Regions from separate parts of the Mus musculus genome. Here region 2 is linked to region 1. The links are chromatin loops, found by intact Hi-C in ENCODE. Cell type or tissue: heart. All regions are shown on one strand.

Evidence for each region. A loop is a pair of places that touch in the nucleus more often than their neighbours do. Peaks named below come from ENCODE experiments on the same cell type or tissue, not always from the same donor. Only the 100,000 strongest peaks of a DNase experiment are listed, where the experiment ranks them.
Region 2: it touches region 1 in a loop (2.0-fold over the local background); 5 of 42 quality-filtered maps call a loop at or near these places.

Annotation. Positions count from the first base shown.
Region 1 is chr1:61,635,326-61,643,325 of GRCm38, forward strand. It overlaps Pard3b (par-3 family cell polarity regulator beta), which reads left to right and starts at 3,499. Exons shown (of 23, transcript NM_001081050.2): 1 at 3,499-4,037. The coding sequence starts at 3,918. In heart, a CTCF peak has its summit at 4,149; DNase peaks (open chromatin) are centred at 3,516, 4,116 and 4,646; H3K4me3 peaks cover 1,833 bases; H3K27ac peaks cover 1,161 bases.
Region 2 is chr1:61,381,929-61,389,928 of GRCm38, forward strand. The region is part of intron 3 of 9530026F06Rik (RIKEN cDNA 9530026F06 gene); the gene reads left to right. Among named protein-coding and RNA genes, the nearest start is that of 9530026F06Rik, 7.5 kb to the left of the region's middle. In heart, no CTCF peak of the experiment used is centred here; no DNase peak of the experiment used is centred here.

The sequences.
Region 1 (8,000 bases):
TCTCTTTAGGAGGCAATATACAGCATTTATGAGGAACTGAAAGAACAAAACCATCAACAGCAAAACTAGCCCCCAGACACCGGACCCATTGATGACAGATGTCAATAGACATCTCTCAAGAGGAGATATACAAACACTTGACATGTTTATGAAAGAAACTCGGCATTACTTGTCATCAGTAATGCAAATGTAAAGAACCTCACTTCAGGAAAAATGGTTCTAGGAACAACAAAAGGCAGCTGTGTTGATGAGGAAAACGAGGGAGAAGAAACGCTTGATACCATCATGGGGACTGGAAACCACAGTATGGAGGCACCTCAAAAAATTAAAGGTAGAATTTCTACCCAATCTTATTGGCACTACCACCCTACTTGGCAAATATTCAAGGGATCCAAGTCAGTAGTTGAAGAAACTGTATCCTCTGCATCCTACAGCATTACCCATCACATCCAAGACAGAGGATCTATGTCACATGGTGCCCACTTTTACTGACTATAACAATTCTTCCTGGATCTCAAAAGTAAGATTATCTCCAACTCAACGAGTTTTCTATGATAAATACTGACTGTTGTAACTGACTCCTTGAAAGCCAAAAAGTATTTTTTTGTCTTAATAGAATAAAACATTGAGATGGATTACTGGTCAACTATGAATTAACAATTACTATTGTTTAGTCAACGCACACTATTGTTCTGGCTCCACCTCCCTGCCCCTGTTGGCCCCTATCGAGAGCTGGTGGATCTCTCGAGGGGACGTGGTACAGGAATGGCCGGGGGCAGAAGAGACCTCAGGCAGAGATGAGCCTGCTGAGAACAGACTCTTGGGAGACTGTTTCATTGAGATAGCTAAGCTAGATGGGGGTGAGTATGAAAGGTACTTAGACCTTTGAGGGGTGAGTAGGGGCTTTGGAGATGAGTGTACATCATTGGCTGGGCCCAGGATGGTGGGGGTGGCTCATTTGCATAAGGAGGCTATCCAGGTGCTACATGACATGATCCTTTGATGGGAAAGGAAGGATAACCTGTCTACTAGGCTATGTGACTTCCTCTGGGGGTAAAGGTAGGGGTGCTGGGCTACCTGTGCTGGGTTATACAGGCCTAGGGTGAGAAGGGAGTAATCCTACTTCTGCCAATCTCAGCATGAGATTTCTGGGGTTTGGACATGCTTCAACCCACTCTTGCTCTGGGCAAGCACCCTATAGCTCCACTGCTGCCTGGCCCCACAGCACCCCTCATGGTACCTGACATTTTCATCATACCTCTTAGAGTCTAGGCAGTTCAATAATAGTGGCCAGTGTGATTGCCTACTGAAGTATTGGGAAACAAACAGGAAATCTCACAGCACAGGGGATGTTCATCCATCCAGCAGGCAAAAACAAGATAATGGAACCCAGGTCTAGACTCCTCTAATATTACTAAATCAAGGCAAATTATTTATTGTCTTCTGCCTAGGAAGCTCCCAGGGCATGAAATATTGATTTAGGTGTTTGCTAGGCATGGATGACTGTGTTGCTCTTCTTAATATATGATGAATTGTTTCTATGTGTGCCATTATGAGGCTGAAAAGCAAATTAACCAGGGTTATTTAATAAACATGAAATATAAACACTAAGCCCTATGCCCAGTTACTAGTGAGGGGTCATGAAAGTGCACAGGGTGTACTGCTCAAACGCTGGTGTAGCTGCAGGCTTCCGTTATCTACTGCAGACATGGATTTTGCTGCATTCCATAAGACCTGCTTCATCTAATCTGTGAGTGGGATGGGGCGAGTCTGTGTGTTCTTCATAGTTAACTTGGGGAATCTCAAAGCCAGGAAGCTGAAGGCTCTGGGTACCCGAGGAGAACTCCTACTGGCTGTAAGAGTTTGTAATGTGAAGAGAACCCTGGTCCACTGGAGTTGAAGACCAGTTTGGGGACACGGTGAAGGACCGGGGATGGGGGTGGGGGGTGGGGGGTGGGGGCACAGAGGAAGCAGTGTGCACTTGTTTCTCGGCTGAGAATCTTTGCTTTGTGCTTTCCAAACCTTCATACAATTCTCAGTATAGCGTGAGACCACTCATTAATGCCTGGCATTTGCATGTGCTCAATTTTTACTATTTCCTGTGGAAGACTCAGCAGAGAAACGCCTGTGAGCCCACTTCACTGCGAATGGAGACAACATTAGTGTAGTTAATAGCTGGAGATAGTCCCTGAAGATACACTTCATGATCCTGCCTCCAACTATGCCTCAGAGGGTGGCTCAATGGATTTTTTTGTCTGGTTTTATGACAAAAATAATTCTGTCTTTGGTTTACCTAAATCAGTCTGTTAGATTTGCAACCCAACTAGGCTGTCTACTGTGTATTTCCTCCAAGTTGACTCAGTTTACATGACCCTCTTCATGGCCACTGACATTGAATAAGGTGCTTTCGTGGGACATAATCAATGTATATTGAATGTAGGAGTGTAAGTAGATCAGAACTCCCAGATCCATAATTTAGGACCAAACCATCCCCAGCAACTCAAACTCAGTTTAAGTTGACATAGGAGCAACTCTGGTAGGAAATGGAGGATACCCCGGGGGATCTTATGGATGCACTAAATTGCCATAAAAACTGTCAGGAGCCACTAGAGATTTAGATAGGAGGACCTGTGTTCTTTGCACCATAACCAGCTGTGTCACCTGCTCAGTTTCTGAACACCAGTCTGTTTTGATTTTGAATCTTTCAGTGCTGAAAATCGATGACTGGAGGGAAAAGTTCTAAATTGAACCGCACCCCCAGCAAGCCAAGCACTCTTCTTTCTGTACAAGGTAAGGGGAAAGTATTTATTTTCCAGCTCAAAGGAGCTGTTTACTTAAGAATTAAGGATGCAGACGTTACTTGTTGATCAGAACTTCTCCCCATACCTTGGGTTCAATTGTTCGAGGACAGGAACCTGCGAAATCATGACTCAAGGGTGTTCTTTTCGTCAACAGATGCACAAAGGGAGTCCCCCTTCAAAAGGAAAAGTGTAAACTTTTACACCCTATCATATTTGGATTTTGGGTGTGATCTTCGGTGGAACACTTGGCACCTGCACAGTGGCCTTAAAGTTCCCTCAGCTTAGCTAGCTCTCTTGTGGCTCCAAAGCAAAAGCTCTGCCTTCAGTCAGTCCCACCTCTCAGTACTTCAATTCTATGGCTACTTTAGAAGGTGTGGCAAAAGCACCTGCTCCGGAGCTTCCCTTGAACCTCCCTCCAACTCTCATTTTAAGGGAGTTGCTAGGCCAGTTTCCTATCTATTCCAAGTGTGCTTTATGAGATCCGGTTTCAATTCCCCTGTGGTAGCTCCCAGATCCCGTTACAATTCCCGGAGCTCCTTGTACATGTGAGGGAGAAAGAGAACCAAGTGCGGGCAACAAGCTACCCAAGGTCTAGTTACTGGGGCAACCCCGGGCTCGGTGCAACGCCTCGGTGCGCTCTGTGGTCCGCGAGCGCCGCGGCCCCTTTAAGAGCCGGGCCCAGGCTGGCCCGCGGGCCGAGGGAGCCCAGAGCGCCGCGCGCGTCGGAGGAGTTGGGAGCCGGCGCAAAAGTTTCCTCCCAACTCTGGCCCCGCGCGCCGCCGCCGCCGCCCACTCCAGCCCGGGGCCTGGGGCCGGCCCTGCCACGGTCGCTAGGGCCACCGCCAGAGGCAGGGCCGGGCCGGGCCGCACCCGCAGTTTCACTTTGGCGCGTGGAGCCTCCGCTTGCGCCCGGCCGACCCTCCGCGTCCCCGCGTCTCCGAGCCCGCGTTCCCGCCCTCGGCCTCCCGTGGGGCTGCAGGGGAGCAGCTGTGGGTCCCGGTCCCGGAGGCACGCGTGGGACAGCGTCGTGTCCGCCCCACGTCCCCCGACGGAGGGGCTGTGCCTGGGGGCCAGGCACCTGTTCGGCCCAGCCCCGCGCGGGAGCCCAGGGCCAGGATGAAAGTGACAGTGTGCTTCGGGAGGACGGGCATCGTGGTGCCCTGCAAGGACGGCCAGCTCCGGGTCCGCGAGCTCACCCAGCAGGCGCTGCAGCGGTACCTGAAGACCCGGGACCAGGTGAGGGGCGCCGCAGGGGGCGAGCATGGGGCGCGACCACCGCGGGGCTCACTTAGTAAGTGTCCTAGGCCACGCACCTGCCCGTTGCCTTGGACCAGGTGGCGCTTTTTCTGGGGCTCAGATCACCCCCAGCGGCTGGTGAGCGCTGCCTGCAGCCACAACTTTTGCAGGCTGCTAATTTAAGGGACCCAATTAGCCCTGTCTTGCTATCCAGAGGCTGGAGAAGAAATGGCGGCATCCCACTCACTTGAGGGGTCCTTACAACTCCGCCATCTGGGGCCTACTCCCAAGTCCACACACCCAGTCTGTTCTGTAAGACAGCCCCAGGTGTTTGAGTAGGGGTCCAGAACCTACTTGTGGGGACACTGTGATGTTACCCTGTGCTGCTCACCTGAAGTGTGATTTCTGACCAAGTCCCGCCTTAAGGAGGCTCCTTGGAGTTTGAGCATTGATTGGCTCAAGAAACACCTCCAAAGTTATAGCTATTGGTGCTTTGAGAGTTCTCAGCTTGATGGGAGGTCTCCCAGTGACCTGGGCAGGAGGTGCTCCAGTGGGGATGCTGCCCTTATGCCAGCTACTGCACTGGGGTGTATTCAGCGAATGCCACAGTTTCTATGAGTCATAGCTAATGAGAATGGTTGTAGTGGGTTCTGGGTTACTCCCAAAGTAAGGCTGACCCACTGTTCTGCTGCTCAAGTTAGGAATAAGTAGCAGCCAAAAGCCAGCACACAAGTGGCAGGACTCCAGCACTCTGGTCAGGCATCTGGGTGACTTGTGAGAGTTCTGGTTTCCTCTATGGAACCTCTAAATGAACTCTCTAAAAAGCACCTTTAAAATTGTTTCAGTTCGTCCATGGCCTGTTTCGGATGCTTCAACGACCTCGCGAACAGATAAGCCACAAACTCTTGTTTTAGTAGACAAACTCCTGTTTTAGTCCTTTTAATATTTGTTCGCATAATGCTCGTTGTAAACTATAGTCCAATCTTGAGATGAAAAACTGTAATTTTAATGTCATATATGTTATCCAAAGTATAGAAATCACTTTTCTTTTTCCAAGTACATAGTTTCAAATTTTTAAATTACATATATTCATTTAATATGTGTATGGAGGGTACATGTATACTACTGTACATATGTGGAGGGCAGAGAACTACTTGCCCAGGTTGGTGCCATGTGGATGGAGATCAACATAGCTCTTCAGGCTTGGTGCCAGGAACCATTACCCACTGAGCCGTTTTGCCACCCCCACGTATTTAGTTTAGAGATCTAAGGCATACCTGTTCTTCCTATACTCCACCTAAGAATTAGTGCACAGAGGGAGACTTTTGATGGGTACATGCATATTTTACTTTGAACAGTCGAGAACTGGAGGTTAGAGAGATGGCTCAGCAGTTGAGAGTACAGATGTTCATGTAGAGGACCAGCACCCACATCTGGTAGATCCAACACGTGTGCATTTGTGTGTGTGCACCCCCACACTTCAAAAAAAAAAAGGGAATGGGAAGAGGTAGAGTGAAAGTCCTAAGGAATTACACATACTCTTTAGATTGTATTCTTCACAACAGAGTTAAAGGAGGGGAAAGATTTAAGATGCGTATAAATCGAGGTATCAATCTAACCCAATGAGGGTTTTGCTTAGATTTGGTTTTTGCTATTGCTACATTGGTGTACTGTTTATTTCATATGATTCCATTAAAAATTGGGATTTGACCAAGTAAACAGTTATCTTTGAAATCATATTTTACTGGCTTATGAAAATCGATTAAGGTTAGCAGCAACAATACAATCTACACAAATTATTAGAGTAGATTTCACGGAAGAATTGTTTACTGAGGTGATAAATTTATCTTTTAATTCATTAGCAATAATGTATGTCCTCTAATCTTCTACATTGAGAAATTTACTGTAAGTGTAGAAATCTGTTGTACAAGGTAATCTACAAGCATATAAATAATCATTAAAAAATGACCACTGATCTTTAATGGATTGTAGTTAGACCTTAAAAGGTGTTAAAAAGCCATTGCTACTCTAAACTGGAAGCATAATTTATATCATAGAACTCAATGTAATTGCTTCGATCAGGTTACTGTTATTTCGGGATATTACATTTTTCTGTGTTTGCATTTATATATTAGTAAATGTGACATTTAAAGGTCACCCAAAGCTTATGAAATCTCTCTCTCTCATTTTTGAGTTTTAAAATTTCAATTTATGTGGAAAATGATGTTTTCCTCTTCTCTAAATATTCTTGTCTTCTTTCATTTTAAAGAATATTATAAGAATAAGGCTTAACTAATAATTAGTGGTTGGAATGTAACTTGAAATGTCAAGAAACACTTTGAAAAACTCTATGCATTTATCCATTGAATTAAAAAAATTGTGGAGGAAGAACAGTACTGTTAAAATACAATTTGTGATGAATTCACTTTCTACAAGCCAGGAAGAGAAATTTAAAGAGATGCAATGGAAGAGAAACCTGGTGGAGACGTGAATGTTTCTCCCAGAGTTCTGAATAATCTAGATGGGAGAAAGGCTTCAAGACAGATAGAAGTTGTAGTTTCCAAGGGCCGAAGTGAGTGGAGCCCAAGGAGGTCCTTCTAGATGTTGTAGCCAGCATTACAGAAGGGACACCAAAGCAAGCTGGAATTTGTGGTATGTTGGAACCAGCTGAGTCAACATAAGATAAGGCTAGAAGTAGGTGAGATGCTGAAGGAACAGGAGGAGCTTTGGGGGAAGGCTTTAATTTGCTCTGAACTCGGGAGCGTTGAGTTTCCTGTTTCTACTGGGTGACTCCCACGCTGGAGGAGAAGTTAACAGTGGGGATAGAATTATGGGATGGCTTATCTTTGGATCCTGGTACTATATCAGTGTCTTGGGCACTAAATCCAATTTAGTGAAGTAGTTTGTAGAGGAGATTGTCTCCTTAAGCAGTCAAGGTGTGGATCAGTGAGTAATTAGTTAAATTTATCATCAAAATTACCTGTCACAGGTGAATGGATAATTGAACTGTAACCTGTAGTCCTGTCAACCCTGGCTGAATATCACTTCTAATTCTTACATATAGCATTTAAAACAAGACAGCTATCTGAATTCCCTTTGCCAAGATTTTAATCAAGATTTTAAGTGTGGTGTGGAACTTGGGCACAGGTATTATAAAGAGCACCCCAATGCCTAGACTTATCTATCACTAATCTCTTGGAACTGGTGAACTCAAGACACTGTGGTATAGATGTCTATATATAACCTTTAATTATAGCAAGCCAACTTTCCTCTGTTGCCACCCAGAATAAATTCTTCTAGAAGATGCTTGTTATTAAGGTGAACATATATACATGTACTTGGTGAGTTGGATGAGTTGAATATAACACCATAGAATAAGGACGAAGAGGGGTGTGTGGCGAGGAGGTGAATTAAATAGTTAGTTGGATAGCGGGCATGGGATTTTTTTTTTAAAGCTGATGTATATATCTCACTGTATATATGAGTAACCATTGTAAGTGAAGGTAACTTTAGTAGGCTTTTCAAAATGAATTTTCTTTTTCTGTATTTAGACATCTTGAATAATTTGTTCTCCAAGTTAACATTTTCCCAGAGCTAGAAAGTTAGATAAGACTAATTCCATCCTCTGATTAATTGTGGCATCAGCATCTAAGTGAATTTATACAATCATGAGATCTGTAGTAGCATTGTGTGACCAGCCTAGAGGAATAGCTAGAACTCTTTAATTCTGAACTTTTCTGCCTTTGATGCCTCTTGGTCTGAATTGATCTTATGGTTTTTGGATACACAGATTAGACTCAGCCTGAATTTGTAAAGCATTTCCTAATTTGCAGAGTCTGATTTCTTGTGGTTTCTAACTTCTGCTCAGTTCTCTGCTTCTCTGATATGTGGCTATGTGATATTCTTTACAGCACCCAGGGAAGCTGCCTCCCCATCAGCAAGGCACATGCTCTAACTTAGTCT
Region 2 (8,000 bases), 250 kb before region 1:
TTCTTCTGGAAAAATCAATCTACCTGTTCCTTCTTCTTAACTTTGAGAACAGAGAGGTGCCTTGGGAATCACGGTGAACTCTGGATATTCTTTCTGGCTGATGTCTCAGAGTCTCTGTCATTGCACATCTTGCTTGCTCTTACCTCACTAGAAGTATCATCAAGATGTCCCAAGTGACATGTTTACTTTGTGGAGACCTCAGATTGCTGACTTCTGTTGCTTGATGCTTCTCTTCCATTACAAGACATTTATCTGAAATCGTTATCAATATAAACTACCTGGGGTTGAGATACACTCAAAGGATAGTCACTGGCTAACAGTTGCAAGGGGGGGGGGGGGAGAAGGTTGAAAAGAGTCCAGCAAACTCCTAAAAAAGAAGATAATTTGTATAATTAAATCTTAAAAATTTAATGAACATATAAGCACATTTTGCCAGATGACTACAGTGGCCAAAAACTAAAATCTTCTGTCACATAAGAGCATAATGACTATGAAGATTTTGAATATTTATAGGAATTTATTCTTTAATCATAGAGCAAAATTTCAGTCTCTCTCTCTTTCTCTCTCTGTCTCTCTCTCTTTCTCTCTCCCTCTCTCTCTCTCTCTTTTCTTCCCGAGAAAGGATTTCTCTGTGTAGCCCTGGCTGCCCTGGAACACATTCTGTAGACCAGGCTGTCCTCAGAGATCTGCCTGCCTCTGCTTCCCAAATGAACCCACACACCTATGGTCACTTAATCTTTGACAAAGGAGCTAAAACCATCCAGTGGAAAAAAGACAGCATTTTCAACAAATGGTGCTGGCTCAACTGGCAGTTAGGAGGTAGAAGAATGCAAATTGATCCATTCTTATCTCCTTGTACAAAGCTCAAGTCCAAGTGGATCAAGGAACTCCACATAAAACCAGAGACACTGTCTCTAGCTGCATATATAGCAGAAGATGACCTAGTCAGCCATCAATGGGAAGAGAGGTCCCTTGGTTTTGCAAACTTTATATGCCCCAGTACAGGGGGACACCAGGGCCAAGAAGTGGGAGTGGGTGAGTAGGGGAACAGGGTGGGGGGAGGGGATAGGGGATAATGTTTGAAATATAAATGAGGAAAATATCTGATAAAAATTGAAAAAAAATCAGAAACATTGAAACTTATAGAGGAGAAAGTAGGGAAGAGCCTCAAAGATATGAGAACAGAGGGAAAAATTCCTGAACCAACGGCTTGTGCTGTAAGATCAAGAATCAACAAATGAGACCTCATAAAATTGCAAAGCTTCTGTAAGGCAAAGGACACTGTTAATAAGACAAAAGGGCAACAAACAGATTGGGAAAAGATCTTTACCAACCCTAAATATGATAGGGGGTTAATATCTAATATATATAAAGAACTCAAGAAGTTGGACTCCAGAGAACCAAATAACCCTATTAAAAATGGGGTACAGAGCTAAACAAAGAGTTCTCAATTGAGGAATACCAAATGGCTTAGCAGCACCAAAAAAAAAAAAAAAAAAAAGTGTTCAACATCCTTAATCATCAGGGAAATGCAAGTCAAAACAACCCTGAGATTCTACCTCACACCAGTCAGAATGGCTAAGATCAAAAATTCAGGTGACAGTAGATGCTGGCGAGGATGTGGAGAAAGAGGAACACTCCTCCATTGTTGGTGGGATTGCAAGCTGGTACAACCACTCTGAAAATCAGTTTGGTGGTTCCTCAGAAAATTGGACATAGTTCTACAGGAAGATCCAGCAATACCACTCCTGGGCATATATGCAGAAGATGTTCCAACTGGTAAGAAGGACACATGCTCCACTATGTTCATAGCAGCCTTATTTATAATAGCCAGAAGCTGGAAAGAACCCAGATGTCCCTCAACAGAGGAATGGATACAGAAAATGTGGTACATTTACACAATGGAGTTCTACTCAGCTATTAAAAACAATGAATTTATGAATTTCTTAGGCAAATGGATGAATCTGAAGGATATCATCCTGAGTGAGGTAACCCAATCACAAAAGAACACGCATGATATGCACTCACTGATAAGTGGATATTAGCCCAGAATACCCAAGATACAATTTGCAAAAGATATGAAACTCAAGAAGAAGGAAGACCAAAGTGTGGATACTTTGGTCCTTCTGAGAAGGGGGAACAAAATACCCATGGAAGGAGCTACGGAGACAAAGTTTGGAACAGAGCCTGAAGGAATGGCTATCCAGAGACTGCCCCACCTGGGGATCCATTCCATAAACAACCACCAAACCCAGACACTATGGCAGATGCCAACAAGATTTTCCTGACAGGCGCCCGATATAGCTGTCTCCTGAGAGGCTATGCCAGTGCCTGGCAAAAGCAGAAGTGGATGCTCACAGTCATCCATTGGATGGAGCACAGGGTCCCCAAAGAAGGAGCTAGAGAAAGTACCCAAGGAGCCGAAGGGGTTTGCAGCCCCATAGGAGGAACAACAATCTGAACTAACCAGTACCCCCAGAGCTCCCTGGGACTAAATCACCAATCAAAGAAAACACATGGTGGGACTCCTGTCTCTAGCTGCATATGTAGCAGGGAATGGCCTACTTGGCCATCAATGGGAGGAGAGGACCTTGGTCTTGTGAAGGTTCTATGCCCCAGTGTAGTGGAATGCCAGGGCCAGGAAGCAGTAGTGGATGGGTTGGGGAGCAGGTGAGGGGGGAGTGTATAGGGGATTTTCTGAAAGGAAACTAGGAAAGGGGATAACATTTGTAATGTAAATAAAGAAAATATCCAATTTAGAAAAAAAAAAGTCATGTGCCACCACTGCCCGGCCCATTTCCCTCATTCTTACTTCTCTCTCTATCCCCAGTTTTTCTAAGCATCCTCTTCTCCATCATTTCTTATGATTTTATAGTATACATATGTTTGTGTATAGATCTTTAAAGACACAAATGTTACTGTATCATAATACTGGTTTGCAACTGGCTATGTCCATTAAGTACAGTTTTGTGGTTTTTTGTTTTTTTTTTTATTTTTTTGTTTTAAATCAGTTCATATACCCCTGCTCTTCTGAGAGCTGCCCAATGCTCTTTGTTACAGATCAATCACGGTGTGCTTAAGTATTAGTCTACAGCAGTTTCATGAACTCGCCATCACTCTGAACCCTCTGGTACTCACGTGCAAGCTGAGCTCTGCGAAGCGTGTGGGGCTCCACAATGAGAGGGTTGAATCCTCCGTACTTTCGCTCACGCAGAGACAGGGCATTCTTCTGAAAAAATCCTCCCACAGATGGCAAGCTTAGGACTTTGGCACCAAGCAAACTTGAGTTCCTGCCTCAGGTTGTTCTGACACTTAGCTCTTGGTACACTAAGTTTCAGTTTCTTCCATTAAATCAGGAAAGTACTGTGTTCTTTGTGGGCTGCTGGAAAGATAGTGTGGCATCTTAAAGACACTTGTTGGGTAGTTGGTTCCTGATAAGGCATAATTATTATTGGGTCTGAATAATTTCTGTAACTTGATAGAATGCAACAATGGTCTCTAGAAAGAGAAGTGATACTTCCAGATGAATGTATGAATATCTATATGTGTATATATTTATCATGACACTTGTCTATGTATACATACCCAAGTTGCATTTCCTTGGTTGCAATCTCACCAGCATTTCTGCTTTATTTAATTACATTAGCTTCTTCAGCCTTTGGTCTACATATGCACTTTCTCTTGAGAAGCAAGCAGCACAGAGTATGTAGACCTTGCTTACTGTGGACTGATTTGCATGATGAGGGGGCTCATACAAGGAGTTATGCCTTACTAGTTCTATCCTTCCAGGTTACTACTAAGATGAAATGGCATTCCCGGACACACTCTGATGTCAGTGTCCAGTCTCATTTATCACGTACTCTCTGCCTTCCTCTGTCCCTTCTCCTACAGCCTCTCTATCTGTACAGTTGGTTCTTTGTCAGTTTCTTAGCTTTACATGTGGTATGACTTCTGGCACCCATTGACCTTCTGGGGGCCCTTCTGAGACCATAGTTATTTTTAAATTAATTCGCCTTATTCGATTTCCTAGCTTTCTCATGTTATAGCAACCCTGTTCATACACCTGATCACCCGGACTCAGATAGAAATATCTGTCATATCGGCCTAAGTAATAGCTAAGGCAGGACCATTCATTTATTGCCAAGAAACCACCTGGGACTTATAAATGAGAATAGTTTCCAAATCTCTATGTCCAGTAATATCCCCCATTGCCCTAAGCCTATCTTACCTATTTAATTCTTTCAGCTACCAGCTGCCAGCCGCCAGCCACAAAAGAGAAGCAGAGTCAGATATAAAAGAATACATTTGGGAAGCTTCCTTGTTTTCTTTTCTAAGTAGATTTTTGTGGTTTTAATAAGAAAGATATAAAAACAATGCCGAATTCGAAGCCTAACAAAGAACTGCCTGGGTAGACTTACTGCAGAGGTATTGAAAGCCTTGCTACATGTTTGGGGTGGTGTTGTGTAGAGAGAGGAGGGCACTCTAGTGAGGACAGTCCCTGGCTTCACTCCGCCCTCCTGTTTAACTAATCGGTGACCCTGGGAATGCCAGAAGCCCTGATCGAGTCTACCTCACCTGTGATAAAGGTTAATTACAGTATCAACCCAAGGAAGGAAATGTGAAGACAGAAAGCCACAGGGCACTGAATGTTACACCCAGAGTGAGTCTTATATCCATGCTGACTCTCTGTATTGGTATTAAAAGCCCAGAGTCTGGAATAGGCAGCCTGAGGTCAAGTCCTTACTGCCACTGTTACCTTCATGACTCTGGGACAACTTATGGGACTCTTCTGAAGGTGCTTCCTCTGTGCAGTGTGCGGAGGTAATGTTGCATCCAGAATGTGGTGGGTAATGAAACCACTTGGCGTTTAGCATTTTAAAAGAGCTATCACTGTAAGCAAACAAGTGTAATATCAATTTTTGGTATATCACAATGTGTGTCCATAACAAATCCTTTCTGATCTGAGTTGACCATGAACATCTGCATATTTTTTTTGCCTTTTGATTTCTTACAGAATTTGGTTTTTGAATGCAATCAGGATCACACAGAACTATTCAAAGAGAAGGAGTGCCAACTTCTGTTAATAGGATTCTATTGACAAACAATAGGTTACTGGTGAACTTTGGGCCTCAGCCAGATTGGTCATTTCTGAAATAACAAATGAACCTGATCATAAGATGATTTTATCTAAAAGGTCAGACTGCCATGTAACTGGAGGCTAGCATTATAGGAAACTTCTGGTGTGTTAGAGTGCACATTGATACTAACATGTTGTTACTGTTATGTGAATGTTATTCAGAGGCCTTCTATAAGCTGCACACACACACACACACACACACACACACATCATTCACATGTGCCCATATGCTTTAAGTGGATGGTGTGACCAACAGTCACACCAATACCCAAAATTCCAATGTTAGCTTTGTTGCCTAGGGACTCTGATTTTGCAGGCTATGTGTGCTGTTGAAATGAGTCCTTTCTGTTTCTAAGTCTTGTTCCAGAATCTCCATTTGGCTGAGGCAGGAGAGAAGTACTTCATTTTAATTAGAATTTCAAGCAAACTGCGTTATGTTGTTATGTGTTATTCCAAAAGAATATGCCACATCAAGGGCAGCTGTTACTCTGCCTAAGAAATAGAAATCTTCACTCACTTCATAGCTCCTCTTCCCCTAGCATATCCCAAAGAGGAAAAGGATGTGCCTAGAGACCCTCTAAGACAGTAAACACATTCAGCAAAATGTCAGGTAATAATCTTGGGGCCCATGAAAAATATGACATCACCCTATCATTAAAGGGAACACTGCAGGTTCCAGCCTGCTCTCCTTCTCCCATGACTTACTGTAAACCACAGCGCCCTCTGAGGGAATCCAGTTCCCACCAATTTCCCCGAGAAAGGTCCCAGCTTGTACTGAAGAAAAACGTTGGTTGTGCTGCCTTAGACCTGCAATTAAGTCCCCACTGCTTTTCAAACCAATGAGTCCTTCCAAGTAGTAATCAAATTTATTTTTCCCATTTTCTGAGTAATGCCAGGGTAAGCACGTTCATCATTTGAAACTCACTGATTCTAATTCCTAATTCAAACGTGTTTGTTCAGTAGAAGGTAAACAACCCCCTAGCTATCACCCACCCCCATTTATTTAGAAAGAGAGAGTTTCAGTGGGAGAAGATAAATAGCATGTCAGACATGGTTTGGAGGGGCTGTAACTGAGTAATTTCTAGTTTCCTACGTCTGTCTCCAGCTGTTGTGGCCCAGTGTGACTCTGGCAGCTGTGTCTGGCTTGGCTGAGCTTCTATTTAGTCAAATAAAATCAATGCTTTTAAGTATTTGCTTAATATAATACTTTCAGGCTAGTCTGAGAATTCACATATTCAACCACAAGACTAGTCATGACTGGTTTCCTATTATCTATCTGTTTATATATAGCCAGTTGGTTGATACCTGTATTCCTAAAATGCCTTAGAAAATCGAAAAGACCACATTCAGAGAATCACTGACATGAAACAGCCCAAGGGATGAATCAGTTTCAATTCCAAGAACACTTCTGGGTGCTCCTGCATACATGGAAACACTCAGGATCTATAAAGACTGACAAGACAGAGTCTCTACCCTTAAGTTTAATGTAGTACAAGGGTATAAAAACATAAGTACCTTATTAATTCGTTTCTGGACTTGGCCTTATTTCAAAAGGGCTAAAGATGGATGATTCGTTGCAAAAAAATACAAATAACATGTCAAAATGAAATAAAATAAAATTTTGTAAGAAGAATTTAGAGAAAAAATTAAGTGTGAAAATTTTCAGTGGATTTTGAAGTAAAGAAGTTCAAGAAAATGCAGATCACGAGCTTACCTAATGGTAGGCCAGATATGTGCCTCAGTTTCCTGTGTTACTACAGAAATCCAGTTTGGTTTGAGTGAGGGCAGAGAGTATAGAGGGTCTGAAAGAGGGAGTTTTAGGCGCAGCCTGTGGCAATCCTTGATGAAGGAGATGGTCCTTGCTTGTCCAGACTGCTTTATTTTATGGTGGGTGTGAATGTATCCATCTTCTTCAGGGTGAACCAGGAATTGAATACCTTTTATGAGAAGGAATGCCTAAGAAAGGAAGCTCATTGGCTAAAATACTCAGGGCCTATCTAGATATCTAGATACCTGATTAACATGGAGAACTCCAAGATTTTTGTTTGTTTGTTTTGTTTTGTTTTGTTTTGTTTTTTTGAGACAGGGTTTCTCTGTGTAGCCCTGGCTGTCCTGGAACTCACTTTGTAGATCAGGCTGGCCTCGAACTCAGAAATCTGCCTGCTTCTGCCTCCTGAGTGCTGGGATTAGAGGCTTGCACCACCACGCCCTTCGAACTCCAGGATTTAATGCTATGCGACTGACTGTCATATTCCTCTCGGTGGAGTGTCATAGTTACGTGCTCTGAGACGTGTGGACCTTGGCAAGGAACTGGTTCCACACCTGCTGTTCTTAATTCTGGGATTGCCCGGGGTTTTTGAACCTGCTTCAACATTACCAGTTCTTCTGTCTGGTGGCAAGGCCCACTTGCCCCCCAGGGATAGGTATCACAGGTTTGTTCAATCTTTGATGTGTGACAGGACCATATGATGTTATCATATAGAAAGTTTGGGTTTTAGAACTATAAGATCCAACCCAAGTAATGAACTAATGAACTCCTTTAATTCAGCACTAGGGAGGCAGAGGCAGGCAGATCACTGAGTTCTTGGTTAGCTTGATATACAGAGTGAGTTCTAGGGCAGCAAGATCTATACAGAGAAACCTTGTCTTGAAAAGCCAAATAAATATACAACAAACAAATAGAAGGACTATATAGGATGGAATTACCCCCACCAAAAAATTGCAAACTATTTCATAATGTTTTAAGAAAGTTTATTACCTTGATTTGCATCCAGCCAGCTAGCTATCACTTGGATATGACTGAACAACTATAAGCTAGGTTGGGAAGGAATGATAGACTTTAAATTCCATCCTCAAACATATT